Linked DNA regions of Homo sapiens: all the other regions are linked to region 5. Evidence: chromatin loops called from intact Hi-C (ENCODE). Cell type or tissue: heart left ventricle. All regions are shown on one strand. Links, peaks and the distances in the headings refer to the core of each region. The heading gives the core; the rest is flanking DNA.

The links. A loop is a pair of places that touch in the nucleus more often than their neighbours do. Peaks named below come from ENCODE experiments on the same cell type or tissue, not always from the same donor. Only the 100,000 strongest peaks of a DNase experiment are listed, where the experiment ranks them.
Region 1: a loop joins it to region 5, with 3 times the contacts of the local background. A loop is called at or near these places in 14 of 110 quality-filtered maps.
Region 2: a loop joins it to region 5, with 10 times the contacts of the local background. A loop is called at or near these places in 94 of 110 quality-filtered maps.
Region 3: it touches region 5 in a loop (5-fold over the local background); 6 of 110 quality-filtered maps call a loop at or near these places.
Region 4: it touches region 5 in a loop (2.3-fold over the local background); 13 of 110 quality-filtered maps call a loop at or near these places.

What each region holds. Positions count from the first base shown.
Region 1 is chr4:155,526,612-155,532,659 of GRCh38, forward strand. No RefSeq gene overlaps it. Among named protein-coding and RNA genes, the nearest start is that of GUCY1A1, 140 kb to the right of the region's middle. In heart left ventricle, for the core only: a CTCF peak has its summit at 2,766 (motif pointing right); no DNase peak of the experiment used is centred there; H3K4me3 peaks cover 183 bases; H3K27ac peaks cover 793 bases.
Region 2 is chr4:155,784,356-155,790,403 of GRCh38, forward strand. It overlaps GUCY1B1 (guanylate cyclase 1 soluble subunit beta 1), which reads left to right. Exons shown (of 14, transcript NM_000857.5): 5 at 5,359-5,556. Among named protein-coding and RNA genes, the nearest start is that of GUCY1B1, 28 kb to the left of the region's middle. In heart left ventricle, for the core only: a CTCF peak has its summit at 2,955; no DNase peak of the experiment used is centred there; H3K4me3 peaks cover 840 bases.
Region 3 is chr4:155,756,093-155,762,140 of GRCh38, forward strand. GUCY1B1 (guanylate cyclase 1 soluble subunit beta 1) reads left to right here and starts at 2,929. Exons shown (of 14, transcript NM_000857.5): 1 at 2,929-3,051; 2 at 3,695-3,768. The coding sequence starts at 3,049. LOC105377506 (a long non-coding RNA gene) reads right to left here and starts at 2,323. Exons shown (of 8, transcript XR_007058484.1): 1 at 2,098-2,323. RefSeq lists silencers at 3,107-3,256, 3,707-3,976. In heart left ventricle, for the core only: CTCF peaks have their summits at 2,934 and 3,991 (motif pointing right); DNase peaks (open chromatin) are centred at 2,889 and 3,969; H3K4me3 peaks cover 2,838 bases; H3K27ac peaks cover 2,183 bases.
Region 4 is chr4:155,509,282-155,515,329 of GRCh38, forward strand. It overlaps LOC105377505 (a long non-coding RNA gene), which reads left to right. Exons shown (of 3, transcript XR_001741895.2): 2 at 3,056-3,160. Among named protein-coding and RNA genes, the nearest start is that of MAP9, 140 kb to the left of the region's middle. In heart left ventricle, for the core only: no CTCF peak of the experiment used is centred there; no DNase peak of the experiment used is centred there; H3K27ac peaks cover 4,223 bases.
Region 5 is chr4:155,438,903-155,444,950 of GRCh38, forward strand. It overlaps LOC105377503 (a long non-coding RNA gene), which reads left to right. Exons shown (of 3, transcript XR_939374.2): 2 at 4,447-4,818. Among named protein-coding and RNA genes, the nearest start is that of MAP9, 65 kb to the left of the region's middle. In heart left ventricle, for the core only: a CTCF peak has its summit at 3,563 (motif pointing right); a DNase peak (open chromatin) is centred at 3,569; H3K4me3 peaks cover 409 bases; H3K27ac peaks cover 703 bases.

The DNA of each region.
Region 1 (6,048 bases), core at 345-5,344, 87 kb after region 5:
TAACAGGCTTTTAAAGCTGCATGTTGAATAATTGTTTCCACAACTAGCACAGATTGGTTTTCTCAAAAGAAAAAATGAAAATGAAAGTTCATCCAATTAAAATAGGACTATTAATAGCATACTGTGTGGGAAAGGAAAAGCCTGCTCTTCAAAGGCCTGTACAGTTCATGACAGAAACACACATTTTCACAGCAACGGAAAGAGTTGGGTGAAAGTTTAAGATTTTATGAAGAAATAGAAAAGCAAATGATTTCGCTTTCTTTAGTTGGCACAAGTGAGAGTATTAACATCCCTGCCAGAGAGGTGTAGGTGCCTTCACATTGGCTCCACCAACTTCACAGTGCATGGAAGATGGTTCAGCAGAGAAAGCCCCAAGTTCACTTGGCCTTTGGGTTGTTTATACCTTACCATCAATAGGAGGCAAGGTTAGCACCGTATCATAGGGTATCAACCTTAAGAATGCTCTTAACTCTGTTCCCTGATCTGGCAGATCATCCTTTCATTAAATAATTCCACATTTTTTGAGGGAAAACACTTTAAAATTTCGGATCGTTAGACAATCTAGTCATTTATTATATTTTATCCCAAATCAAGAAAAATACATTTGTGAATTTATATTCAAAGTTTAACACTGGGGATTTCAATGAATGGCTGTTGATGCCATCATGAGTCAGGGTATTTCTGTTCCAGCAGCCCACTTTCCATGCCGTTTGATGCCAAAGACCAAGGGTCCAAGAAGGACAGATACACCGATATGAATTCAAACACTGGGCTAAGTGAAGAATTCTGTAAACAGCTTTTCTCACATGTAACCCCATAACCACCTGCATATTATATGACTCCATTATATAAAATTAAAAATCAACAAAATGAATCTAGAATATTAGAAGTCAAAACACCATTTACTTTTGGGGAATAGTGGAGTATGAGGAAGCTTGCGCTATGCTGACAACATTCCTATGTTTGATCTAAATGGTGATTTACATGGATTTGATTGCTTTGTGATAATCCATTGAACTATGCACATAGACGTGTATACTTCTCTGTTGTGTGTTACTACATAAAATAAGCAAATAAGAAAATCCGTATTAAGGATTCTATCACAAATTTTTAAAAAATTATCCTGCTGGGCACGGTGGCTCACCCCTGTAATCCCAGCACTTTGGGAGGCCAAGGCGGGTGGATCACGAGGTCAGGAGATCAAGACCATCCTGACTAACACGGTGAAACCCCATCTCTACTAAAAAATACAAAAAACTAGTCAGGCGTGGTGGCAGGTGCCTAGAGTCCCAGCTTCTCGGGAGGCTGAGGCAGGAGAATGACGTGAACCCAGGAGGCGGAGCTTGCACTGAGCCGAGATCGCGCCACTGCACTCCAGCCTGAGTGACAGAGCGAGACTCCGTCTCAAAAAATAATAATAATAAAATAAATAAATAAATAGAAATTATCCTAAATAAATGCAGACATAAATGTTCGTGATTGGTAAAATTTAACATTGTAGAGATGCCATTCTTCTCAAATTAACTCATGAATTCAGTACATTTTCTGATAATATTTCAGAAGAAGTTTTTGAGGAACTGAACAAACTGATTCAAAGATCATATGGGCAAACAAAGGTCTGTGAGAAACAAAGATTACAAATAAGAAAGCAAAGAAAGAGAATCAACCTAAGGTGTATGAAGACATGTCACAACATCATTTTAATGGTACAAAATAAAGTGGAATACATAGTGTGGTTCCGACATGGAAACAAAAAGACAAGTGGAATGCAATATTGAGGCCAAAAGTACCGTTTGGATCAAAAGTTGGAGCATAATAGAGGTGAAATAAATCTGTTGTCATTGACAGAAATAAAAAGAGTATTTAGTAGAGAATTGTATGAGATTTTATTATATGGAGAAAAATTAAGTTACACGAAATATAAACAAAAATAAACCCTAGATGTTCTAAACTTGATAGCTAAAATTAAAAGGCTACTAGAATAAAGGAGGATATATTTATAATGGATAGCTGGGAAATATATCACTGAGAAAAAGGGGAAATCAAATAGAAAAACCAGTTGAGTCTTTACATAGATAGTACCAAAGGGGAAACTTGAGTGGCTAGCAAGTGTACAAAATGGTGAATACCATCACCAGTAGCCAGAGCAGTTAAATACCCTTTTTGACTCCTAAGATTATACAAATGTAGAAAGCTAAATTATAGTAAAATTCGGCAATTACAAAAGGAAAGGGGAATCCTCAGGCATGTCTGGTGAGAATGCAGACCAATTGAAACATTTTGGAGCTCAATCCAGCATTCCTTAATGAAGAGTGGTGTCTACCCAATGACAAATACGGTGAGAAAGCAATTTCTCACATCTCTTAAGGATATGACTATATCCTAGAGGATTCATTAAACACATTACAAGGATGAAGAGAAAATAAGAGAGACAGGACTTATGAAGACCACTAATATCAGTGAAGAGTACAATGAACTCCACTTTCAGCACCTTAAGTGCAAGTGAGAAAGGGGAAAAAGTAGAAAGAAAAAGAAATCCTATTTATAAGCATTCTTATTTGTCACTTATTTTCTTAGAGAGAATTTATATTTAAATAGAAATCAAAGTAATGATGACTTTATTCAATATTATTACTTCTGTGTTTCTCCAAGGGAGAACAAACTACTAACATCTGCATGAACTAACTGGTAATTTTCCCTATTCACCCAAAGCTGCAAAAAATTTTAAACAATCTTATAGCTCTTAGGATCTGGCTTGTAACCTCCTTTTCTCCAGGGGGCGTTATTGCACAGTGGTCATGGGGCAGGCAATCAAGTCTTAATTTTCCCAGCTGTGGTAGTTTAGGCAATTTATTCTGTTTCTCAATTTAATAGCTACGAAGTAAACATAATGGTATCTACTACATAAAATTGGAGGAAAAATTAAATCAAAGCATTTATGTGCAGGGCTTGGCATATCAACCACTACATTTAGATCTTGTTAAGAATGCCTTTACTTCCTGGATTCTTCTTAGTACTCTACCTGTCCTAGGTGGATTTATTTATCGTTATCATCATGAATCATGCAGACCTCCAAGTTTCTCTTCTTACTTGAAACAATCTTTCTTAATCTACTCTTTAAAGTTTTTTTTTTTTTCTATCTCTCGTACTTCCTAAAAATTTATCTTTTCCAGGCAGGCGTTTTGAAAACCAAATGAAGAAAAACTTTGCAGTGTTGGTGAATATTTAGCAAAACATAAAAATGAAAAATGTTTTCTGACCATAGCATACTTCATTATCAGTATAACAACATGGTAGTGGTTGAGTAAATGCAGCTCTTACTAGGAAATGCAAGGATTCCAGAAGCAGATAAGTTTTATTGCCAAAAAACCCATAAATGTTCTTTAATCTGGAAAGTATCCACATAAAACAATAGACCAGATTTTTTTGATCATTTTGTACAGTCATTTAATATTTCAAAATTAAAGCATGGAGGGAAAAAACCTCATAAGCGAGTTGAATCAAAGAGAAACAATTTATTAAGTGATTTATTTGTGAAAATAAACTTGATGATAAATATTCTAGAGGGGGAAGAATTATACTATTATTTTCAGAAACAAAAAGAGTTTAAACTTTTTTTAATGTAATAGAGTGTGGTGTGTGTATTTTATCTTTTAAAATTATAATCAACACTGATGAGTAAACACCTGAGGTACTGATTACAAGTTTCTTAACCAAACCTCATGGAGGTGGCTTTGCAAAAGTGATTCTTTCTGCTAAGTAATGTCACAGTGACTCTGAACCCCATTGGTACTATTGAATCCTGTTTGCACCATGCCATTCGTGAGAACTTTGTATTTCAGTGGGCATTGTATTTATTCATGGAAGAATACCACTGGAAATACCTGTTTTAAGACAGGATTCCTGTTGAATAAGCCATTGTGAGTATTTGTGTATAATCATTTCCTGTAGATAAATTGTCTGCTGGCAAATAAATAATATGGTCCATTTTCAAAATAAACTAGCTCGTTGTTCTGAAAAGCCGCAAGCAACATCATTTGTGTTGGAGTGTTTAAACAGGTGATATGTGCTTCCTTTAAAAAGGAGAAAACTAAAAGTGCACTATTATATTGAGCATGCAGGTTTTTTGGGTAGTATTGATTGCATATTCAGTTTTTATTCATTAGAAACTAAAACTTCCTAAGTAAGCCCACCTTTTATATTAATTGATTTTGATAACATGAATCTCTTGCAGTACCTTAAGTCCAAAATTATTATCTATTGATCTGACTCCCCCAAGTCCTGTCCATGCTCCGTGTAATATCATACTGCCTGCCCACCATTCTACGTGTACTCTCCAGACTGCCCATTGTTCCACACGTAATAATAAATGCATCTTCCAGATCTGTTTTCTCCCTTCCACCCACCAACACCGGGGCTGAGTAATAGAAGGAAGGGCCACATATTGGCCAACCCACAAATGTAGGCAAAGCTAAGGAAGCTGAACACAGGGGCGCTGTCAGAGGAAGTTTCTCCAAAGACTATTACATAGTGATGTAGGACTAAGAACTGAACCCAGGACTGATGGCATTTCAGTACTTTAAGGTGAGATCTGAGCACAGCTGCAACTTGGATTTCAGTCCTGTTCTAACTGAAATAAGTAACTAGGAAATTCTCAAGGCAGAGTGTTGGCAGGAATTCAAGCAGGTCAGCCTCCAGTTTGGGAGATCTGATAGTGGAGCTCAGGGACCCAGGCCCTTCTACTGTGGACTTCACGGGCAACGAAGTACAGAAGTGTTTAGTGGGTGGGGGGAGAGATCAACATTCTCAAATTCAGAACAAGACTGGTTTCAAGGTGACCACCAATGATGGGCCAGATAACTAGGATTACAAGTCTCTTCCTCTCCCTTGTCCACCTAAGGCTCAAGTTGTTCAAAATTCTTTTTCAAGTCTTCATTTATTTTTATATCTCATTATTTTCTACAGACGTGTGATTGTTCCACTTTTATACATAGCATATTTCCCTAAGTGTTCCATGTCATGGGTTAAATTATGTCCCTCCACAGAGAGATATTTTGAAGTACTAACCCCCAGTACCTTGGAATATGAATTTATTTGGAAATAGGGTCAGTACTGATGTAATTATTTCTGATTAGGTCATACCAAAGTCGAGTGTGCCCTAATCAAATATGATTGGTGTCTTTAGAGGAGGATGATGTGAAAATGCAAACACATAAGGAAGACAGCCATGTGAAGACAGAGGCAGAGATCAGGGCTATGTTGCCACAAGTCAAGGAACCCCTGGGGCTACCAGAGCCTGGTAGAGGCAAGGAAGGATCCTTCACTGGAGGCTTCAGAGGGAGCATGGTCCTATCAACATGTTGATTTCCAACTACTAGTCTCCAGAACCATGAGAGAGTGGATTTCTCTTGTTTCAAACCACACATTGTGTGGCATTTTGTGTTATTATTAGCTGCTGTTGTATCCTCACTGCCTGGCCTGATGATTTATATGGACTGTGTGCTTGGTACAAACAAGTAGATATGCACCTGCCTTTCTTCCACTTCTACTAGACTGAAATTTCCATGAAGCCAGAGACTATGTATGACTCATCTTAGTCACCCTTCAAGAAAGGATACTTCACAAAATGGGCCCTAAGGTATTTGTTGAATGGAAACATGGAAGACCTCAAGTTTTATGTTCTTATAATAGCCCATTTTTATTCAAATAAAGTTATGGATAAACAATGGAAACAATAATACTCAGGAAATACAGATGAAATCTATTCGCATATCTTCCACAGCTCTATCTCCTCATCATTGACTTCATATTTATTACTGTTACTGAAATATTGAAAACACAGGACAATTCACACTTGGGCTGCTCGTATCTGTGAGTATATACAGCATGTTCCCACAATTCTCAGCTGGTTCATCCCTGGTTAGTGTATAAACTCTGGACAGAAATGCTCGAGTGTGGTTTATGTTAGCAAACCCGGTTGCTTCCTGAGTGCTTCCCTTGCTCCCACCAACCATTTTCCAAATGGAAAGACAACAAACAGCTCTTTTA
Region 2 (6,048 bases), core at 621-5,620, 350 kb after region 5:
TTTACTTTGGTGTTTCTCATCATCTAGGGTTTGATGTTCCATTTTACTTAGGTCGACTTTGTTTAAATGTTTTATCTTCAAATTCCAAAATGACTTTTTTCTTATAAAACTTAACAAAATATTTTTTAAATTACATGACTCTCATTAAAGAATGTTGGTGTTGGTCCTATTTTTCAGAGGTGTGAGGGATAGAAAGAAAGGAAATACTATACCTCATCCTCCTTCATTGAAAAACAAAAAGAGGTTTGCAATGACTGGTTTTAAAGATTTCTTGCAGATCTAAACTGCAGTAATATTCTCAACACAGACAACTCCCTTCTCCCCATCCACTAAAACAAGGATTCTTGGATACTGAAAATGTTTTTCTTTAAAACGTTCAAGGCAAGGTCTTACCCATTTCTGTGGATCCTTTAAAAAATTTAATTAGATGTCCTTGAAACAGGAAAATCAGGTAGTTGACTTCTGGGGACTTTGCCCCTGTAATTATGTAAGAACTTATTTTTGGCATGCATATTACAAAAAGAAAATGTGCATTTATTTTGAAACATCCCAAGATCTTTAAAAATGTGACACTTTATTACTCAAAGGAATGATAAATTGTCTTTTGTTTTCTAAATCTGTGAAGTGTACTATGTCTGAAATTCCAGTAGAGTACCCCAGAATACCAGAACTAATTTTTCTTTTATAAATGATAAATGCAAGGTGATAAAATAAACTAGACTGACAGGGAGCAGAATTCCTGAGTAGAAAAACCACATTCATTTGCTTGTAGAAAAACAATAAAATGATATTAGAACATTAAGAAATGAAATTATTAAATTAAAACCTTTAGGTATCTCAAGATATCAAAATAGATGAATGGACCTACTCTCTATATTTTTCCTGTTTTTTGATTTTATGAAGCCTAGAAGAATGAATCAAAGCATATTTCAGATTTACATCATTGTTTCCTGGGAATCTACTTGTGCTGCAATGTAAGAGTTTACATTTTTTCAGTGTCTTTTTTACTTTCATACATATGGACATACTTCTTTGCAATTGGCCACACAGCTCTTTACTTTCTGTAAGTGCTTCTGTGGGTATATTTAGAAATAACACAGAATATCAGTTTTGATATGAAACTCTTATTCCCCAGAATACATTGTTAGAGCAATGTGGATGAACTATCATCTTTGTTTAGATAGCATTATCAAATGTAGAAAGGGTTTTCTCTTGGCCATTGTAAGAATCTTTTTGTAGCAAAAAAAAAAAATTGTAGCCTGTATATGAGGATGACACATTTATTAGCAATATAAGTGTACTTAAATGAAAATAACTTTTAATCATTAATCTCATTTCTTGTAATAGTCTGGCTGTGGTAATTACTTTAAATTTTGAAAGAGTAAAGCCAAGTAAGGAAGGTTGTAACTCAAGAAATCCCAAGAGTATTTTTTATATTAGATACTATCTAAAGAAAATCAATATTACATTAAGTGGTGTTCAATCTTTTATGATTCAGGAGAGCACTTTACTTGTTCAATTAACTAATAGTAAATTCAATAACACAGTAAATCTCTGGAGAGTTGGTTACTGCAAAAAGACAGAAAAGGTGAACATTCTCATTTGGTGTTTTTGGTATCCTTTGGTGAGGGTGCAGTGCCTATCTTTAGTGACTCAGGAAGTACTGACTTGGATGATTGTGTCCACTCTCTGACTTGCCCCAGCATAAGTGGTGCCAGTGACATAAGTGGTGCAAGTCGTTATTGCCTTATGCCATCTGCTTGAGTGAAAGTAGAAATGTTTTAATAATCCAGTAAAAAAGATGAGTATGAAAATGATATAAGCACATTGGTACATTGATTTATGAAATATGTAAGCATTCTGTATAGAAAAAATATTAAAATGCCTTTTTGAAGTTATTGTTTGGTTCAATTTCCTTTTTTTTTTTTTTTTTTTTGAGGCAGAATCTCACTGTGTCGCCCAGGCTGGAGTGCAGTGGTGAGATCTGGGCTCACTGCAACCTCCACCTCCTGGGTTCAAGCGATTCTCATGCCTCAGCCTCCCAAGTAGCTGGGACTACAGGCATGCCCCACCACGCCTGGCTAATTTTTGTATTTTCTTTCTTTCTTTTTTTTTTTTTTTTTTTTTTTTTTGAGATGGAGTCTCACTCTGTCGCCCAGGCTGGAGTGCAGTGGCGAGATTTCGGCTCACTGCAAGCTCCACCTCCCGGGTTCATGCCATTCTCCTGCCTCAGCCTCCTGAGTGGCTGGGATTACAGGCACCCACCGCCACACCCTGCTAATTTCTTTTTTTTTCTCTTAGTAGAGACGGGGTTTCACCGTGTTAGCCAGGATGGTCTTGATCTCCTGACCTTGTGATCCGCCCGCCTTGGCCTCCCAAAGTGCTGGGATTACAGGTGTGAGGCACCGCGCCTGGCCAATTTTTGTATTTTCAGTAGATGTGGGGTTTCACCATGTTGGCCAGGCTGGTTCTCGAACTCCTGACCTCAAGTAATCTGCCTGCCTCCGCCTCCCAAAGTGCTGGGATTACAGGTGTGAGAGCACGCCTGGCCTCAATTTCTTTTTTAAGTGAGCCAACAACACAGTACCTGGGCCTGACTCTATTAGAAACATTTTCTAAATGCAGCCACAAGCTCAATTTTGACTTTGTGAGAAATGCAGATAAAAATAAAACTCTCTCAGTGATTTTTTTTTTCTCACCCGATTTTCTTTCACAAAATGTTTCACAACATAAGTAGAAGTATAAGGGGTCTGAGAGGGCTATGAAGCAGTTCTCAGGTCGTCCCTTCTAAGGGAAGAGTCCTAATGAGAATGATTCATCATTGGAAGAACCTCTCATACTATTCAACCAAGTAAAACAGTTTTAGGACTCCGGGGTTTGTAGGTTATATATACCTCTTCAATACTTAGTGGCTGCCATATTGGATTACTTTTACATGGCAATAGCAGCCTCTAGAGGCAATCCGGATGAACTGATGTTTTTGCTAAGAATTAGCTTGACTCCATCAGGTATAATTGTGGGGAAGGAAACAGTAGATGCAGACGGTTCAAAAAGTCACCAGATTTATCGAGTTGAGGAGGTCATTGAATCATTTATCTGGATTAGATTGTCAAACTTCATGACCTAGCTCAAATCACATCTTCAGTTTGAAGTATTTTTAACTCCATTCTTTCAGTCTGAATTGTTGGCTTCCTCATTTGCTCATCAAAAGCCACTCTACACATCCATTTGTGATATAAACCATGAGCTGCTTAATCCTCATCATGCAGATCTGCATCCAAACATCTACCCTGCACCCAAGCCCACATGACACAGTGTATGATATATAATGCACATACAATAACATTATAGAGTGAATGCATGATTGAGTGGATGTGTGGAAGGGACAGAAAATTAATGCTGTAAGTGTCCTGTTAGAGTATTGCTCAAATGTGGACACCCGCGGAATCATCTCATTCTCACCGTAGTTTCCTCCCAGTAATCTCACTGGATTTTTCTGTTTTTCTAAATTGACCTCTTTGAGACATTTGGAATGAAAGCCATAGTTTAATTTTGGCATATCTCCAGTACTTTCATTTTAGGTATGTTCTTTTATGCCCATGACATTTTGAAACTGTTTTGTTGTTTTTCTTTTCTTCTCTTTAAAAATAATCACCAGTTGTGAATAGATTACTACTTGCTTGGTGTATTTGTTTTTTATTGCTACCATAACAAATGACCACAAACTTAAGTGCTTAACACAAATTTATTACCCTATGGTTTCATAAGTTGGAAGTCCATTGCAGGTCTTACTGGACTATATTCAGCGTGCTGTGCTGGTGGGACGGGACTGTGTTTCTTTATGTTGGCTTTTGGGGATAATTGTTTTCTTCCTCATTCAAGTATTGACAGAATTCAGTTCCATGCAGTTATAGGGCTGAGGACCCAGTTTCCTTGACTGTCAGCAGGCAGCTGCCCTAAAGTCCTGGAGACCTCTCTCCAGTCCTTCAACAGTCTCCTACATCTCAGAACCAGTCGCATGGTGTTGAATCCTTCTCATACTCCCATCTCTTTGACCTTTTGTCATTGCACATCTCTCTGTCACCATGTAGCAGGGAAAGCTTCTTGACTTTTAAGTGCACAGTCACCCATGTGACTAGGTTGGGCTCACCTGGATAATCCAGGATAATCTTCCCAACTCAAGGTCCATAACCCTCATCACATCTGCAAAATCCCTTTCACCATGCGATACAACATATTCACAGGGATTAAGGCAAGGGAATCTTTCAGAGACAGTTGTTTTTTCAGCCTCGTCTGAAATGTGCTAAGTGCTTTATATACATGTTTAAAGTTATCTCCATTTTGCCAGAAGAAATAAAGTCTTAGAAAAATTGGGCGAATTGGCTACCTTCCTATGAAATGACAGTCATTATTTAAACCCATGTCTACTTGATCCTAAGTCATATTGCTCTTAATTCCTATACCATGCTGTGCTGTGTGTATATCCTACTATATATGTGCAGCACACACACACACACCCCAACATGTTATGAACTGAGTGTTATTTGAAAAATCATCTTGGGCCACATAAAATGTATAGCTTACACCGTTTCTTCTAGTACTCTTTACACCAATTAGTTTTGTATATTAGTAATCTGAGACTCAGGGAAACGTGGCATCTTCCAAACTAATGGCAAGGCTACAAAAACAGAAAATATTTATTGGCCAATTTATTAGTTTTCCTAGACTTTCAAAATGTAGTTATTTCACAGATTAGCTATGAAACTCCACCTTGATGATAGCATACTAAAGAACATGAAGAAATTACATTGTTTTAGTTTCTAAAATAGATTTTTAATTTCTAAGATATTAGAATAGTTAAATAGAAATCACAAAATAATATGCTTATGTTTTATATGCTTATAATTTGGGCATAGTTTTTTGAGTTGACAATTAAGTTTTAGAATTGCAGTATAAACAGAAGGGAAATGTGTGAGTCCTTTGGCCATTCCCTGTTGTTGATCACAACACGTAGAAACAGCTGCCCCAAGCTCTTGTAAATGTATCTTTGCCTTAGCCCTTAACTATGTTTTTTTCTGTTTTAGCCATCCTTTTTAATCCCACTTGTTTATCTTTTCTTAAAATGTACTAACTATTCATAGCTGCAGATATTTTTCTTAATTCTACTATCTTAGTTTCATTTTCTCTGTGGCACTTGCTTTACAGATATCTCAGTGGAGTGAAGGATGTGCTACATGTGCTGCTTCGCTGATCTGCCCACTAGACTCCGATTTGACTCGTTTTCATATCTTGCTTTCCCAGAGTCTGCTGTCATTGCGAAAGCATTGTTTATTGGTCTCCCTTTCTTCTTTGCTGCAGAACCTTGATGCTCTGCACGACCACCTTGCTACCATCTACCCAGGAATGCGTGCACCTTCCTTTAGGTGCACTGATGCAGAAAAGGGCAAAGGACTCATTTTGCACTACTACTCAGAGAGAGAAGGACTTCAGGATATTGTCATTGGAATCATCAAAACAGTGGCACAACAAATCCATGGCACTGAAATAGACATGAAGGTAACAAACAGCAATGGAGACTTCTGAACACAGATGACATCTAAAAATATTTTAAATGACACTCTCTAAATTTACCTGCAGTTATCACTGTTAGTGCTCTTCCCTGGAAGTATATATAAGCCAAAACAGTGGAAAGACCAGCAATCTTCTATATTTGGCCTGGGAGTGCATTATACAGGATATTTTTTTCCTTCTGGCAGCAGATTTTTCTTTCTAATTATATAGTGTTCAAGGCTACAAGAAATTTACTTTGCATTCCCTGTGAACACACACCAGCTGGGAAGCAGAAGGATATGTGACGACTGAGCTGTGGGTTTCAGCATGCAAAATATCCATAATATGGATAGTCAAATTCTAAGGCAATATAAAATTAAGTATTATTTTATAGATCATTTTCTCTTTGTCGATTTTTGTCTGCCCCGAAATATAGTTGGAATGTCTAATTTTGTGAATGAAAGTGTTTGTTTTTGTTTTTGTTTTTAATCAAGTTAC
Region 3 (6,048 bases), core at 429-5,428, 320 kb after region 5:
ATGGTGACCCCTCTTTTGAGATCCTCTACAGCTGGCAGGCATCCTTCTGTCCCTGAACATCACAGCCTGTGTAATATCTTGTAGGCCAAACAAAAGTCAGTAAATGTTTAGTGTCTAGAACTTCTTTTAGATTCAGAATGAATATAAGACAATTGGAAAATAAAACAGTAAAAACATTTACAAATGCAAAAATGTGTTGGACAAAAACAACAACAAGTGCAAAAAGTTATTGGACAAAAGGGAAAGTGAGGGTAGAAGAACTGAAATAGAGAGAAAGAGACAGAGAGAAAGGGACATTGGCAGAAATGCTCATTATTCATTTCCTCTCATATCTTTCTCTAAGTGAGCTTTCCTCATTTTTCATTCCCAGAGAACAATTCAATCTCCTTATCTTTTGCCTATGTAAAGTTTAAGGTGGAGGACACCACAACACACCGTAAACCAGAGAGCATGGGTCCATTGCTGCTCAAAGGTGAACAGATAAGAGACATAGTTTTTTTTTTTAAGTTTTTTTAGCAAGTTAAAAGTTATTTTATGTATATTATTAAAAAGTCAAATAACAACAGATTCTGGCAAGGTTATAGAGAAAAGGGAACTCTTATATAGTGCTGGTGAGAATGTAAATTAGTTCAGCCATTGTGGAAAGCAGTTTGGTGATTTCGCAAAGAACTTAAAACAGAAACATCATTTGACCCAGCAATCTCATTATTGAGTATATACCCAAAGGAGTATAAATCATTCTACCATAAAGGCACATGCATGCATATACGTTCATCACAGCACTAGTCACATGGAATGAAATAAACTATTCACAAAATGAATACTTGTGAATATATGTGAATTAATATGTGAATTCACTATATGCAAAGACATGGACTCAATCTAGATGTCCATCAGTGGTAGACTGGATAGAGAATGTGGTACATATATACCATGGAATACTATGCAGACATCAAAAAGAATGAGATCATGTCCTTTGCATCAACATGGACGGAGCTGGAGACTATTATCCTATGTAAATTAACAGAAACAGAAAACCAAATACCACATGTTCTCACTTGCAAGTGGGAGCTAAACACGGAGTACACATGAACACAAAGAAGGGGACAATGACCACTGGGGCCTACTTGAGGATGGAAGGTGGGAAGAGGGTGAGGATCAAAAAACTATTTGTTGGGTACCATGCTTAGTGCTTGGGTGACAAAGTAATCTGTACACCAAACCCCCAAGACATGTAATTGGCCTATATAACAAACCTGCATATGTGCCCCTGAAACTAAAATAAAAGTTAAAAAAAATTCAGTTATGTAACAGTAAAGAAAATTCATCTGTGTAGAAAAATAATCAAAAGATACAGAAAGTTATAAAAAGTAAGAGTCATGGCCATTCCAGCCACTGGTTCTAATTACAGACGATAGCCATATCAACACTTCCTGTGTTTCCTCCCAAACCATTATTCTTACAGCAACATGTATGTGCCTGTGTTATTACCCACATAGCACCTTACTGTATACTAACTCTAAAAAATGGAAAATGATTACATTCTTGTGGTGTTTTGTAAACCTGACAATACTTTTCTGCATCATCATTTTCTAGTCACCCTCCTGCTTTTTCATGGTTGTTTAATGTGCCATTTTAATGGTTCAAAATTAGTGGTTAATTGTTGTTAAATAATGATTAATGTTTTAATAGTTGTTTAAAACAAGGTGTTAGATTGTATGAAAGGCTGTAATCTATTTACTCATTCCACCAATAATGGAAATTTTTAAAGTAATTTGTTGTTTTGTTTGTTTGCTACATGCCACTATTTCTGTATCAGTTTCCTTCATCATAGCTCTCTCGGTGCTGATGTCAGCACAATCTTATTGTTTTGACATTTTTCTCTAACCATATTGAGACTGTTCTCACAACAAAATATGCACATCTTAAAATACCATCTGGCTTCTCAGGTCCACTTGAGACTGGTGACCTCACTTTTGACCTTGCCCTAAAAGTCAACTGGAGTCCATATACCTCAGGTACAAACAGCTTTAATAAGCTGCCACTTCCTGTTCCTCTCATCTTCTCTCTATGGCAGGACTCAGAGCATTAACTAACCTAAGGGCCTGGTAGAATGTAAGCTGGAGGTAGAGTAGTTAAAGTCTGTGCATTTTGTACTGGTCATTTTCCAGTTCGTCTGTTGCTAAGAAACAGCAACAGAGGCCCGCTCTAGAGGGTTACAAACTCCCTGGAATTATGGCTCCCGGACATGGTGTAGGGAAAGGTGTCCCACAGGGATCAAGCCTAGAATATCGCTGGATCTTGTACAGTTTAGTAAAGGGCAGGACTGGATTTAACATAACGTCCACCAAACTACATTACTGAAAATTTTTGGTGCTTCACTCAACTAGTCTCATTGACTAGAAGTGAAAATATGTTTTTCTCAATATTACCAGCTTTAAATTTGCCATAAACTGTTGTGGGACCAAGCCACAGAGGAAATGTTTTTCCGCTAGACAAAGATAAGCATGAGGATGCCAGCAACAGAGGATATTCCTTTTAAGGTCTGTCCATTGCAAAGTACACACGTACACGCTCACACAACAAACACGCCCTGTTCCCTTTTGCTTGTGTTAACCACTGAGGGCAGATCTCTGAATAATAATACATTTAGTGGGTCCACAAGAGCTGCATTTCCTCTGCTCCAGAATTCATGCAAGGAGCACGGCTGGGGCTTCTCCACTGTCATTGTTATGGCCTCAAATGAAGGCCTTGTCACCAGGCGGGGGCGGGAAGGCACTGGAGCGCAGCAGCATTGAGAGCATCCGAATTCCCTCCTCTGTCCCTGATTGGTTGAAGAACTGGGGAGCACCGACCAGCCCCCTGCGGCTCGACTCGCCATTGGCTGGGAAGAGGTGGCAATCAGGGCGGGCCAAGGCGGCTGTTCTCGCTCCAGCTCGATGCTGCCTCCCCGGCCCGGTTGCGCTGTAGCCGCTGCCGCCTCTGCCTGGGTCCCTTCGGCCGTACCTCTGCGTGGGGGCTGCCTCCCCGGCTCCCGGTGCAGACACCATGGTAAGTGCTCTCAGCCGGGTGCGGCCCGAACCTCACCCCTCCTCGGCCGGCCTGGCAGCGAGGGAACTGGCCGCGCAGCCGGAGCTTGGCTCGGGGGCCCTGGGCGCTCACTGCCGGCCACGGGAGCAGCCTCACTCCTTGCCCGCGCCCAGTCAGGGGAGGTGGGAACGCCGCGAGTCGTGGCGGGGGCGATCGGTGCCTTTGCTTCCCAGGCGGGTTTGCCGCTCCACACCGCAGCTTCCTGAGCTCGGGAAGGGGAGGTGCGGCGGAGGCGTGGGGTCTTCCCGGCTCTGGCCGGCCCCACCAGTGTGGGAGGCTGAGCGCCAGCGGAAGGGAAGGCTCCGGGTTCGCGTCCCCGCGCTGCCCCCGATGCCCAGCCTCTCCCGGAGCGGTGACAGGTGAGGAGGGTGGGAAGATAGCGTGGGGGTGGGGCGGATGGTGACGGGGAGAATCCACCAGGGATTGGGGGGTTGCGCCCCCACGATCCGACTCCTTTAGTGCATAGTACCCCTAAGGGAGAGGAGTCAGGGGCGGGGTGAAAGGTTAAGCCAGCGCCATGGGAGCAGAGGCAGCAGCCTCGCCCCCAAGCCGCTTCTCAGGTACAGCGGGTCCCTGACGCTCAAGTCTCTCCCTGTCCCCGCAGTACGGATTTGTGAATCACGCCCTGGAGTTGCTGGTGATCCGCAATTACGGCCCCGAGGTGTGGGAAGACATCAAGTAAGTGGCCGGCTACCCTGGCTGTGGCCCAGGTCGGCGCCCAGTGTGGGAGGCCCCCCGCGCCTCGCCTGGTCCTCAGCCTGCTGGCCGGGTCGCGGGCGCGCATCCTTGGAGGTGCCTCCGCGCCTCGCTCCCGGCTCGCTGCAGCTGCGCTCCCACGCTCCGGGACTGGAACCAGGAGGGGAGGGGCGGCTGGGGCGGGGCTGCGAGGGCGAGAACCGCGGAAAGGAGCCCCTAGGGGTCACCACGGCTTCCCGACCCGGCCTGAGCGTGGGAACGCGCTGCCGGCGCTCCCAGGCTCAGCAGGCCGGGCAGCTCCCACGCGTGCAGAGCCCCGAGGGACCACACGGGCCTCCGCGAGGTTCCTGCGCCCGGAGGCCTTAGAAACAAACGGAAGACTTTGGCTCCTTTATGATTTACACACCTGGCGTAAGTTAGGCCTTTTTGGTATGCTGAAACACGCGGGAGATTATTTCTTGAGCAACAGTGAATTAAGCGCATTTATTCATTTTTAAATAAAGTGAAAATTGGAAGTTTTTTGTTTTCCCCAAATCCCACTGCCCACCCCCCCCGCCCCAACCCCTATCCCCCGTTTTTTTCTACTGTGTTGAAGACTTAACAGTTCTAGGAGGCATTCTACTTTCAGTCCTGGAGCTTTGAGCCCAGTACTGGGGATGTGAACGGAAATACCACACCCACCTGAGAGTTTAAACCTGTTGGAATGACTGATGGGTCAGCATGTCTGCAGGCAGGTTGACTATTTCACTCTAATAAAGTTGTCTCTCCTTTTTCCTCTCACTCTCAAAAAATTTGCATTTAACTTATGGTACAGCTGACCACCACCAACTAGCTACTCCAAAACCCTATTTATGGATTTTCATATTAGAGCAACAGTCAGACTATCACATTGTAACAAAGGTGGAAGGAAGGGTTTCCTGGGTGGGCAGATGGGAATACACTGTTATTATTCACTCTGATTTCCTGTACTTAGTGATTTCATTTTGTTGTCTCAGGTAGGTGAGGCTTCCATGCTGTTTTTCCCTAAGCACATTACAATTATTAGCAATCAATTCTAACAGGCCTTATTATGCAGTTACATGATGGTGATTTCTCATAACGATCTGTTTCCATAGAAATGACCAGGGTTATATATTAAGCACGAAAATGTAACTTTTCTTTCCCCTGGATCTGTATCACTGAGCGTTTCTTTCATGTTTCAGAAACCATTTGTATTATCCACAGGGCATATTACCTACATATTATAAACAGAAGCCGAGATTTGGCAAGTATGTGGTTGAATCCAATGAGAACATAGGCACCAAAAGTTACTTTAGGATTTGAATTTTCTGGCCATCTTAATACCATTATAATTTTTATTTTGCTTAGTAGACAGATATCAACAAGGCAGACATCAAAAAAAGATTGTTAACAGTATAACTTAACTACCGAATTATTTTTAAGCCACTTCCTTTGTAAATTTATAAATGCTATATATATATATATTCTCCATATGATGCTTTTGCATCTGTAAGATAGAAATTCCCAAATTTGCTGGTAGATATGCTATGACAATGAATATGCTTAGAATTTTTAGAGCAGAATAAAAGATGGCTATTATGATTAAACAGTCATTATGTAATTTAACCAGATTTAGATTGTATATCCTAGCCATTATCAGTTTAGATCACTGTTAAATACAGAGATGAAAAATAATACTTTATAGAGTAATGTATCAGACATTTTAAAAAGTTAAAATTATCCAGAGATTTGTTTATATTGCTTATATTTTCCCAGAGGAAGTCCAAATATGTAAAGATTCAATTGACGAGAATTTAACTCTGCAAAATCAAGCTGAGAATATTGTTCCATTCTACTTTAAAAAATTATTTATTAACTTACTAATTTATCTTTAAGTAGCTTCCAACAGTATTCATAATTTGTCTAAAGGATAAAAATTCCAATCATCCACAACACAATTTTTCTGGTAAAAATGAAACAAGTTATATTGGTCTTTTCTTAAATAAAATTGCCTCAAGGTTATGCCCCTGCAAGGGAAAAAGTGTTAGTCACACTGGTGTTGGTAATCCAGGTGTTAGTGTTGATTCTTTATTTGTCTAAGCATCTTTTGGTGGACCCCAGCTGATCTTGGGTGTGGTTTAGTGTCTGGGCTAGAGAACATGGTTGAACTCTCTGCACTGAGGGCATTAAAGCTGCTCCTTGGTTTCCAACCCAATACCCCTGAGTAATTACTAAATGCTCCCTGGGAGAGCATTTGCTTTC
Region 4 (6,048 bases), core at 591-5,590, 70 kb after region 5:
TTTGTCGCAAGCCCCACTCTTAGACTGCTTTTTCCGTCTGTGACTTTTTTGTGGCCTAAATTTAGAGCTGTATGTTCCTCCATGCGTTTCTCTCTAATTTCATCTATTTTGTTTTAGTCTGTCATTTCAAGCTGTTTGTTTAGTGATGGCAAATCTGCAATTTACTTCCTACAACGTTTTAAAGTAAAAATTGCAAACCTTCCTGTGAATTAGCAGTAGGAGATCATTATCCTTGATTTCTTTGGCCCTTTATAGAGATTAGTGCACTGTTGGTAACAGCAAGTGTCAGGAAACATGAAAAAATATGATTTAATTATTGAAACTGTTTGGATAAAAATGAAAAGTTCCCTGTACAATGTCATAATTGAATCCATTGATGTCCATAATTGTAATAAGAATTTTTGAGTTTTGAAGTCTTTTTCAGTTTTATGAGATTTTAGAAGAATTATTATTTCTCATTATTTTTATGAGTCTTGCTGGTCTGATGCCAAAAATTGAATTGTGTACTGTAGAATCATGGATGGCTCTGCTGGATTCTGACTCATGCCCTAAATTAAGAAATGGCTCTGAATGTTGTCTCAAGGGTAAGTTTTGCTTCTGCATTTGAGCTACAAATTAAGAGACAGATTTTGAAAAAGATGCTGGGCCTTGAAGAACATTTTCAAGGACAGAAGGGTAAAAAGACAAGCTGTTGTTGGTAGATCAAAAATGAGATGTAAATGCTAGACTACAAAAAATTTGTCTTTCACAGAGAAAACAACTACAAACAAAGAAAGCCACTAAACAACCTTTCGGATTCAGCCAGACTCCAGAAAAACGTTGCACATTTTGGTTGTTTGTTTTTATTCCATATCTCACTTTCAGCATTAAATATATATATATATTTTATTGACCTGATTTTAGTCTTGCTAATTAAAGCATCTTACAAAATATCTTGATTTAGGTTCCTCAGCTTTTGTCTGATATTTCAAAAGCTATTGTGTGAGAGCAGAGGTTTTACACAGTGTTACTGGACTCAAGCATTTGTGTTTAAATCTTTTCTTCAAAGCCCGCCAATTGAGACTCTGAGCAGGTTAAGCTCATCCCTGAACTTCAGTTTTCTCTATGTAAGATGGGGTTTTCTGTAGGTATAAATGAAAATAATACATACGAAGCACACAACAAAGTGTCTCTTACATAGCAAGTATTAGCAAATTGCATCCTTCCTTTTTAGATTTAAGCATTCCCCAACACTGTTCTGATATTTTACCTCACTGCAGATGAATACAAGAGATTAGTTTTAAAAGACTTGTTGAAAACAGTTAGCAGTGTTACTGTAATACCAGTGAAGACTCAGTCTAGGACCCAGTTGTATTCCACCCAATTTTTATTAGTTGCTTGGTTTGCTGTTATTGTTGTTTGTTTGTTTGCTTTTGTTTCTTAGTGACATGAAGAAAATTAATTTGACCCCTTTAAAAGTTAGGAAAATTTTTTATCTGATCCAGAGGTTCATTAATATTGAAATGAATTAGATACTATTTTAAAATAATTGATAAAAGAAAAAGGTCTTCTCTCTGCAGGGAGGAAAACAATAGAATCAGTGAAAGGGAGCCGTAAAGTGCTGTGCCTAGTGAATATCGGTATGAGCCAACCACAGATAGGAATCTCTTTGGGTAATAGAAATGACTGACTTCCTGACATCATTTAGTAGAATGAGGAGGAAGAGCTGCCTTCTAGGGTTTTAGACCAGAAGTGCTATTGATTGCCTTCAGAATGACACTTCTAAGAAATGGGTAAGAGTAAGCTAAAAGTTACATCTTTCTGAGTCTTAATCCAATCAGACTGTAATTGGTGATAGAAGCTTTTCAATTGTGACTACATGAGTTCTAGGATTAATTTTCAAGAAACTGCTCTCCTTCTAATGGTTTTCATCATCATAAATGCTTTCTTCTTCCATAGATTTTCTCTGCATATCCTAGAAATAGGAACAGGCAGCAGTATGTGGGCTCTGACCTCAAACCACACAGGCTCGTTCACTCCAGCTTCCCAGAAGAAAGTACCTGTCTTTGACAAAGAAGTCAGTGAAGGTCACTTTAGAACCCCAAACTTTTCTGTTCTGTAACGACGTGACTCATGCAAGACACAGAAGGACTGCACTAGATTACCATGGATGTGCTCTTAATCATTGCTGAGGTTCTCCATGGAAGAGAAATGATGTCAGTCACCTGCTAGGGAGATTTGAGTCCTTTCTGGGTCCTTTCCCTTCTTCATCATGGTCCTCACCGTGATCTTGCTAAAGTCATCCTTTCTCAACAGAAACCTCTCAGGGGCCAATTTAATAAATTCATTCTCAATTACCAGTAAAACTCTGGGGTGGAAGATGCATTTATACATCATCAAGTTATTATTAAATTTAAATCATTGAGTGACATGAACAGGCTGAGAATATTTTTCAAGACTAATGGATCTCCCTGTCACCAGAGACACTCCTGAAAAGGCAGCTCTCCTGAAGTGTTAGGGTCCATCCTATAAATTTACATAAATAGAGGTTGTTTCCTTTGGTCTTTAAAAGACTCCTGTGCTACATCAATTATATAACCCGTTAGGGAATTAAATAGTACCCTGTTGGGGAATGAGTCTACTCTGCTCTCTAGCATTTTAGTGTACTGATTTATTTATCATTTTAACCCAAATAAATAGTACTCCTTAACTTTTCTGAGTCATGGGCTCTTTTTTTACTAGAATCTCATGGAAATTACAGTGTTTTTTTCTTCAGAAAAATGCACATACATAATTTTGCAATGAAGTTCACATTGTCAATGGACTCTCTCAAGTATATCCATGAGCTTCAAAAGAAACACAGCCTCAGCTATTTCAAAGGCATGAAAAACTTGTGTCTAGGACAAGTAGTTCTGACAATTTTTTTCTCATAGGAAATGAAGGGCTGATGTTCACCCAGAGAGTGGTGCTGGCTGTTCACTGTCAACACCATTTTAACTGTAGGGCATCCATTCTGATAGTTCTGTGCCTGTGCCTTTCTATTTTTAGGTGTGTTTAATTTTGTCTTTGCATACAGGAAACATGGATGAACATGGCCAGGGAGAGAGGAAAAGGATGAAAGAACAAGGTGCCTACCATGGAGGATGCAAAAGAAATTTTTCCCCGAGAACTGTAGTCCCAGGTTAGGCATGCTCCAGCAAAACTTTTTCTCAGAGTTATCCCACTTCTCCTATATGCCAGGAATCTCCTTAGGCCTGAAGCATGCAGAAAGGTGCATAATTAGTCTTTGTTCAATAGGTCATCTTCTGGAGGTGATGGGGCTTTACTTTAGGTCCATAGACCCTGTTTACTAAAACCAACTTGTCACACTTCACACATTTGGGTATCCTTTATTTCTAACTGGAATTGTACTTGACTAGCATTTTTGGAATAATTCTGTTGGCAGTAGTTCTTCTGAGTGAGTACTACAACAAAGTTGTATAAGTCTAACCATTTTAGAATCTACTCTAACCAGAGTGTCAACTCCAACAAGAAAACCCCTAAAAGGAAAGAAAGAGCTGCCAACTATTTGATGGTTTGACAAAGTGTGGCTGTTTTTCTGGGCTGTGATTTATTTAAATTTTGCAAGCCCTTATCATCTTGCAGGTTTTAGGCACTTTGGTGGTGATTCAGATAAGGTTAAATGAGTTGCTTCCAAAACACAAGACTGTCGGGTGGAAATACGGAAAGACTTAGTGCCAGGTTTTCTGATATTTGAACCAATGCGCTGCCTCAGAGTTATGGGATTCAGGAGGAATTATTTGACCTCTTTGACCGGGTTTCCTCATGGGAAACATTTTGTTGATGGTGATTTGCTTGCCTCATACAAGGAATCATGGAAAAAACAATGTTAAAAACTTTGAAAGTTCTGTTTCATTCTACACAATGACGCTAATTTCTCTTAAATTAACTTGAACTTTTTTTTTCTCCATCTGCACAAGTAATTAGCACAGGATAGCTAGATTGAATGTCCAGCTCTCACATTAGGTAGAGATGTTAAACATGCACGTGTATGCGCACACACGCACACTCACACTCACACACACTCACACTCACACTCACACACCACTGCCTGCCATGAAGCACAACCACACTCATTTTAAAATTACATTTATTTTATTTTTTACTGCATTTTTTGAGAATGTGAGGAGAAAGGTTAAGAGCTTGAACGTCCTTGTATCTCTCAGTAGTAAAACAAGACCCCTGGGAACATGTGTGCCTGTCACAGCTGCACCCCACACCCAATGCTCAGACTTAAAAAAAATGAGAATGGCTTCTTCCATCACCATTTTGACCTTCTTAAATAATATTAATGTTGATTTACAAGGTTTAAAATGGCAAAGAGGGACAATGAATATGCTAAAATCTTGCTTTATCTGTAGTTATAAATGGTGAGCATGAAAGCAACACAAATAATTAATCTGGTTTCCTTTGTTTTGTCTTGGTCATTGGAAAGTCAAAAGTGAATCTTGGCCCAAATCTCTCATCTAGAGGATAGACTTGGAATAGACAATTACTATTTTTTGTATTTTTTGCTATTGTTCTTTTTTCAGCTAAATGCCTATGCATTGCTAGGAAATGTCAGGCTTTTTGGTCTTTGGTAATATTTTATTTAAGGACTTTAATGGAAATTAAAGAATATTACTTAAAGTTTTTTCCCATCTTGGTACTTTACAGGGTCAAAGAATGAAGGAGAAAAGAAAGAAAATGCAAAACAAACAAACAAACAAAAAAACTATGCAAAGTCTTCACTTAACCTGAATAAACTGAGTGTCATGGCAAATGCCATGTTCTTTGCATTTTTTTTTTTTTGGAGACAGAGTCTTGTTCTGTAGCCCAGGCTGGAGTGGAGTGGGGCAACCACAGCTCACTGAAGCCTGGAACTCATGGACTTAAGTGATCCTCCAGTCTCAGCCTCTGGAGTAGCTGGGACTACAGGCACACACCACCGTGCCTGGCTAATTTTATTTTTTGTAGAGACAGTCTCACTATGTTGTGCAGACAGTGCATATGTTCTTTTCATATGTCCTTTCCTATTGAACACACAAACCAAATCAAATTTACCAGATTTCCATGGACATGTAAATTTGATTTCGCTTTAACTATGAGCCATTGATTTCAGGGTACTGTGTTTTTTAGCATTTAGGTTTTACATTATGATTTTATCTTCAGGAATTCATTGATTTACACACTATATCATAAAATACATAGAACCTATGGTCAAATATCAGAATCAATGTTCTCTGAACTGAGCAACAATGGAGAGAAATCCCAGAGCTTTACATAATGGCTCTATTGCAAATTTACAGTCTTGAAGCTCAGTTGAGCAGTTTAGACCGCTTATAAATTATGGAAAGTTGGGCAGAATATTTGAAATCTGGACTATCCTAGAATAGCTGGGAAGAAGTTTAAGGTTCAGTGTAGGGTGGGAGGAAGAGACAGCTGTCAAAAATTCTAGCTTGGGTAACTGAGACAGAAGATGCCAGAAGATGAGGTATTTTTAGAGGAAGGATGATGAGTCAATTTGGGACACACTGGATAGGAAGCACTTGTTGGACATCTAGATAGAGATGACCAGTTGAGAGTTAAATATAAAATGTGAAACTCAGAGAAGTAGTCTAGGCAGCCCTCAGAAAATGAACTTGACTTAAGCCATTTGAGGAAGAAAACGAACACAGTTTAACAGTTGCATTGAGCAGGGCTCCCCTGTAGGCACAAAATTAGAATGAAAATCATATATAATTATTCCCTTATCCTGGCCTACCATCAGAGCCACTTACTGCAGCGTGAGGTCTCTTTTAGTCTGGATTCTGAGTGGACAGTGGAACTTCAGAGGAGAGCAGAGTGTGCTCAATTCCTGTTTGGGCAGGAGAGGGCACAGAGTCAGCAGCGACTTGCAACCAAAGGGTAGTTTCCTCACTGTAAGGAAAATTCTGGACAATAATATTAAATGATTGCTCACAGAAAGATGGATTTAAGTGCTCTGAAAACAATAACAGCAATGCTTTGGCTTGAAAAAGAGGTAAACTC
Region 5 (6,048 bases), core at 720-5,719:
CAACAAAAATAGTAAGAACAGGGTCATTGTTTTGTTGAATATATCACCAGAGCTTAGAATAGGTCCTGGTCCATGACAGACACTTGACAATTGATGAATGAATGAAATGAGTAAATGGGGAGACAGCTGGTATTAAGGGATGCTTTGAAATGGACACTGCAATTCTATCATTCAGCATTCAGATTGTCTCACTCTATCCCTTTTCTTTTTTCCTTTCACTTTATTTTTTAAAACTTTTCTTTGGATATCTGAATATAGCAGTTGAAACAAAACAAATCAAAAAACAAATCCTCTGAATATTTTATGAGGCTTATGATAAGTCCAGGCTTATACGTATTGCCAAGGATGACATTCAGTTTAACCGGTGTGATTCACGTCAAAACTGCTGAGCAACACCATAATGTATCCCTCATATCTGAATAGTATTTTAGTTAAAAAGAAGCATATATCTATCTATCTCTCTATCTATATAGATAGAGAGAGAGATAGATAGATAGATAGATAATTTTTTAAGGCTAGACTTTCTCCAAGGTTAATTATTTGTTTTACGTGTGTGTGTTTGGATATCTTGAAATGTTTAATCTGGAACCCTCAGCTTGTGAACCTCTTTTTTAAAAAAACCTGTTGCTTGTTTTGTTTTGGTGAAAATTACTCTAAGAGGAGTTTTCCTAATTTAATACAAATTTTGGTAACCAAAGTAATTTTTAGAAAATCAGTTTGGAAAAATTAAAGGTAAAACCTATCTCAGTTTATTCCCAAATATGTGAATATATTTATATTTTACCCAAATTCTTCCATTTTTATCAATATTCAGTTGTAAGGCTTGTCCCTCTGTGCTTTTGAGAGGTGGAGCCGGCTGGGCTTCTGGGTGGGGTGGGGACTTGGAGAAATTTTCTGTCTCCTAAAGGATTGTAAACACACCAATCAGCACTTTCTGTCTAGCTAAAGGTTTATAAATGCACCAATCAGCACTCTGTAAAAATGCACCGGTCAGTGCTCTGCATCTAGCTAAAGGTTTGTAAGTGCACCAATCAGCACTCTGTAAAAACAGACCAGTCAGCACTCTGTAAAAACAGACCAGTCAGCACTCTGTAAAATGGACCAATCAGCAGGATGTGGGCAGGGACAAATAAGGGAATAAAAGCTGGCCACAGGAGCCAGCAGCGGCAACCCGCTGGGGTCCTGTTCCGCGCTGTGGGAGCTTTCTTCTTTTGCGCTGCATAATAAATCTTGCTGCTGCTCACTCTTAGGGTCTGCCCTACCTTTATGAACTGTAACACTCACTGCGAAGGTCTCTGGCTTCACTCCTGAAGTCAGTGAGACCATGAACCCACCAGGAGGAACAAACAACTCTGGACATACGACTTTCAAGAGCTGTAACACTCACTACGAAGGTCTGCAGCTTCACTCCTGAAGTCAGTGGGACCACGAACCCACCGGAGGGAATAAACTCCAGATACATCTGAACATCCGAAGGAACAAACTCCCGACACACAATCTTTAAGAACTGTAACACTCAGCGCAAGCCCACCAGAAGGAACCAATTCTGGGCACACTTTGGGCTATGAAAATATAACAGTGTAATAAGTTTAATGGCAAAAGTGTGCTATGTCTTCAAATATACCTAGATTGATTATATTAATATTACAATAAGCAACTAACTCACATTTATTCCTCAATTGTTTCCTTTTTTTTTGAGACAGAGTCTTGCTCTGTCAATGAGGCTGGAGTGCAGTGGCGGGATCTTGGCTCACTGCAACCTCTGCCTCCCGGGTCCAAGTAATTCTCCTGCCTCAGCCTCCCAGGTAGCCAGGAATAAGGCCCGTGCCACCACGTCCAGCTAATTTTTGTATTTTTAGTAGAGACAAGGTTTCACCATGTTAGACAGGCTGGTCTCAAACTCCTGGCCTCAGGTGATCTGCCTGCTTCAGCCTCCCAAAGTGCTGTGATTATAGGCGTGAGCCACTGCACCCGTCCCCTCAACTGTTTCCTGATTGGAGTGAAAATGAAATATTTTTAAATATTAAAATAATGTTTTCTTTTATAATTATCGTTGCTCTGTGTTTAGATTTTTCTTAAATTTTAAATAACATTAAAGAAGAGCAAGAGTGTTTTTGTTATACTAAAATGTTTTGCCAACAATTTGAAAGAAAATAATTTATCCAGCTTGGGCAACATGGTGAGACCCCCATCTCTACAAAAATTAAAAAAATTAGCCAGATGTGGTGGTGCGTCCTTGTAGTCCTAGCTACTTGAGAGGCTGAGGTGGGAGGATCAATTGAGCCAGGGAGGTCAAGCCTGCAGTATGCCGTGATCATGCCACTGTACTTCAGCCTGTGTGACAGGGTGAGACCCTGCCTCAAAAAAGAGAAGGAAAGAAAGAAAAGGAGAAAGAAAGAGCAAGAAAAAGAAAAAAGAAAGGAGAAAGAAAAGAAAGGAGAAAGAAAAGAAAGAAGCAAGGAAAGAGAAAGAAAGCAAGAAAAAGAAAGGAAGAAGGAAGGAAAATAACTTTTACAAAAGCATTATTTGTAAACTTAAATTTCTCTTTTGTCACTTGCTATTGAGAGTAAACAGATTCTATTTACAGTAGAACCCCATATCTAGATAGTCTGAGCCAGTATGTGGTATGCAGAAAAATTAGTCCTCCTCTTTCTGGGATCCTCTCCTGAGCTCAGTGCTAATTCTTTCTGTTGTCCCTTGGAAAAGGGCTACCTAACACATAATCTGTACATGTGAGACACTGTCGGCAGCTTTGCCCTTCCTCTGCCCTGGCAGCCATGGCTTTTGCCATGGTTCTGGGCTGACACCTCTACAGGGCTGATCCTCACCACCTATTTGCTCCCCACCCATTTGCTGCCTTCTTTAGATTGAGTCCCTCCAGGAATTTTCTCTCTTACAGAATAACTTTTTCTGCTTTTCTCCCACCAGCTCTCAGATTCTTTTTCCACCTTGGAGCTGTTGGACACAGTTATTTCCTTTATCATTTATCTCCTTCCCGTACCATCCAGATCTGGGAAACCGGGGTAAAAGATGCTGAGGTGGGACACGTATCAATAAAAGTGAGGCAGCAGGCTGGATAGGGTGTTGGTTAGGATGGGTAGGTGTTGTCTAACTTTAAATCTGAAACAAATAACGCCCACAATATCCATACCTTGCATCTCAGACTGGCCCTTTGTACTGTGATTTTCTCTTCCTCCCTCCTTCCCTCTCTCCCTTCCTCCTTTTAATATATTCTAGGCATTTATGTGCCAGCATTATGAAAAACCTTTCAGACACCTTATTACAACAAGTGACCCCTAATCAAAACATATCTACGTTCCAGTTTTAACAGTGTTCCCGTTCTATTCCCTCTATGCTTACTCTGAGTTCTAGGGGAAAGCCTCTCATTCCCTCAATTAATATCAGGAATTCCTATGTTTTCTCCTTCTGTCACTCCAAAAAAAAAAAAAAAGTCTTGAGAACAAGAAAACAAATCTTCCAAATGACTCAGGAAAAGTTTCCGCGTATCCGAAACACATTGTGCCTTTTATTTCAGTGACACAGAGTCTGCACAATGCCCACAAACCACCTCCAGGGGGCAGTGTGGCCCAGTGCTGCTCCTAGGATGTTAAACATTCAAAACCTCAGGATGGTTTTTGTGGATTGGTTTCTCTGTTTGGTTAATGAACCATTTCTAGGGAAAAGGTCTCTAAAGGAAAACACAGTTTGTCATTTTATCATTCCCTCTTTGTGCTCTTTTTCTGGCATATGGTAAATAGAAAGACGGCCCTGAGGACATAGCGTTTAGGACTGAAAGCAGAGAGTACTGGATTCAGAGGAAATGCCTTAATTGGGAGATTTGTGTCCTTGTTGTCAGGTCTCACTGGGGAGGCAAGAAGAAGAAAGATATGGATTCCTGACATTTGTTGAGAGGATGGTTGGCTTTCTCCTCTTAGATTTTAGAGTGAGTGTAGAGCTTTTCAGAGCTCTTAAAGGTTCTTAAGTGTATGAGTATTTGCTGTTAGGGCATTTGCAGACCCTGACGAAAAGGAGCCCAGCCAGAGGAGACCAGGATCGTGAACTGCGGTAGACGAGGCTCGCCCAGCACAGAAAGATCTAACTCCTTGTGATATACCCCATGGATATTCAAACAATATGGGGTATTATTGGACTATTATCATAATATGGATATTTTAGATCACATAATTTGGGTTGATGCTGTGTTATTTTAGACTCCTAAAATTGCTTTTAAAAATGTATAGATATAGCACATGAAAAATTGAAGAGGAAAATGACTCCTTATAATACAAAGATTTTTATACCATCAGTTAATCTCACTAAAGGTTAGGTTGGCATTTACTAATATTTTTTAAAAATATGTAAGACTAGGAAATGTGAAAGGGCTTGCAGGCTATGGACATTTTTACCCTATATGCATATTTTTAAGTGCCTTCTATGTTGTTGTAGGAGCCGAAGGAAAGCTTTACCTTCAACTTCTGAAGATGTGTTAAAAGTCACTGACAAGAGTCAAATTAATAACAGAAAAGGCATACAAATTTAATTGATCATAGTTTTACATAACACAGGAGCCTTCAGAATGAAGATCCAAAGATACAGAGGAATTGTACATTTTAATGCTTAGGGTCGACAAAATATGGACAGCCATGTACAAATACGATTGGGCAAAAAGAGAATGATCTACTGCCAATAGAGTTGGGAAACCCAGCAAGGCCTGTCTGTCTAGACTCCTCTTGGCCTCACTGCGCAGCATTCGTTCCTCCTTGGTGTGTGGCAGGACCCTCTATGGAAAGAGGGTGTTATGACCTACAATTAAAAAAGGTAGGTCAGTTAATTTCTTTATGGCCCATTTTTATACAGAATGGTGGGTGATGGTTAGAATAATATTTTCAGGTTTTAATGGCTGGCTCCAGGGGAAAAGGAGCTCTGGTTTCTATGACCCACCTTGGAAAGAAGGAATCTAGGTTTTATGGTGGGCCTGGGGGAGAATGGAGAGGCCAGAGCCATGAGGGTAGCAGAAGGTCAGAGAGAGCTGCTTCTAAGGCCATCATTTTGGAGTATCATTTTCAGAGACCCTACAATGTGTTCTAGTATAAGCTTGAAAACAGATCAACTTAATTTCCTCCATTTCGAGGAAAAGGTTTAAAATTTGACTGCCTTGAAGTTAAAAGTATTGAAAGGGCAAGTCCTATAGATTATGGAGTAGAGGCATTGCCCTCTGAGTAAGCCACATATATGAGCAACACCAATTACTAAAAACTTGAGAAAGATTTGCAAAATTGCTTTGTCAATGGAAGGTAAAGCTTAAATAAATACAACTATTTTCTCCCTTTACCTTAAGAGGGTATTGCTAGTTGTGCAACCATTAAGTTTTGTGCTCTCTCCTCATTGCTCGTACCATTCTCATTCTGCCTACCTATGAGACCTGACTTGTATTTTCATATTAGGATAAACTAATTGATGCAACCAAAAACAGATTCACTGTGAAGCTATTGATGGTTAAGCTCCAGGGTCCTTTCCTTGCCAAGGCCTCTTTGAGAGCTGGGAGATGCTGGAAGTTTTAAGGAGTTTTAGGTGGGAAGAGTAAGTCAAGCAACCAACAAGCATTTTTGCCTAAGAAATCATGCTAATTGCCAATAGAGATATCAGAAGAAAAGAACTTAAATTCCTAAGGTTTCTATAATTTATTGAGATTTTAAAAATCTTATTCTAAAGTAAATTCACTTTTGTGAATTTTGTGTTTGTAATTTATATTATTTTTCGTAAAGAGGATCTCCCAAACTCTATAAGCTTAAGATTGACAAAATCTGGGTTCTTCTCTGACTGCAACAAGTAAATGCAAAAATATGGGAGAGTGTAAACATAATGAAAATGTTTTCTTGCTCACGTAATGCAGTAGTATCAGTGAACGGGCTGGTGGGGCAGCCCTTCACACAGTCATTCAAGACTCAGGATAATGAACATTCTGTCATTCTTAATAAGGCTTCCAAGGTAAGTGTGGGTCATCAGCATTCTGGGCAATCAGAAGAAGAAACGCATGCAGGGGAGGAT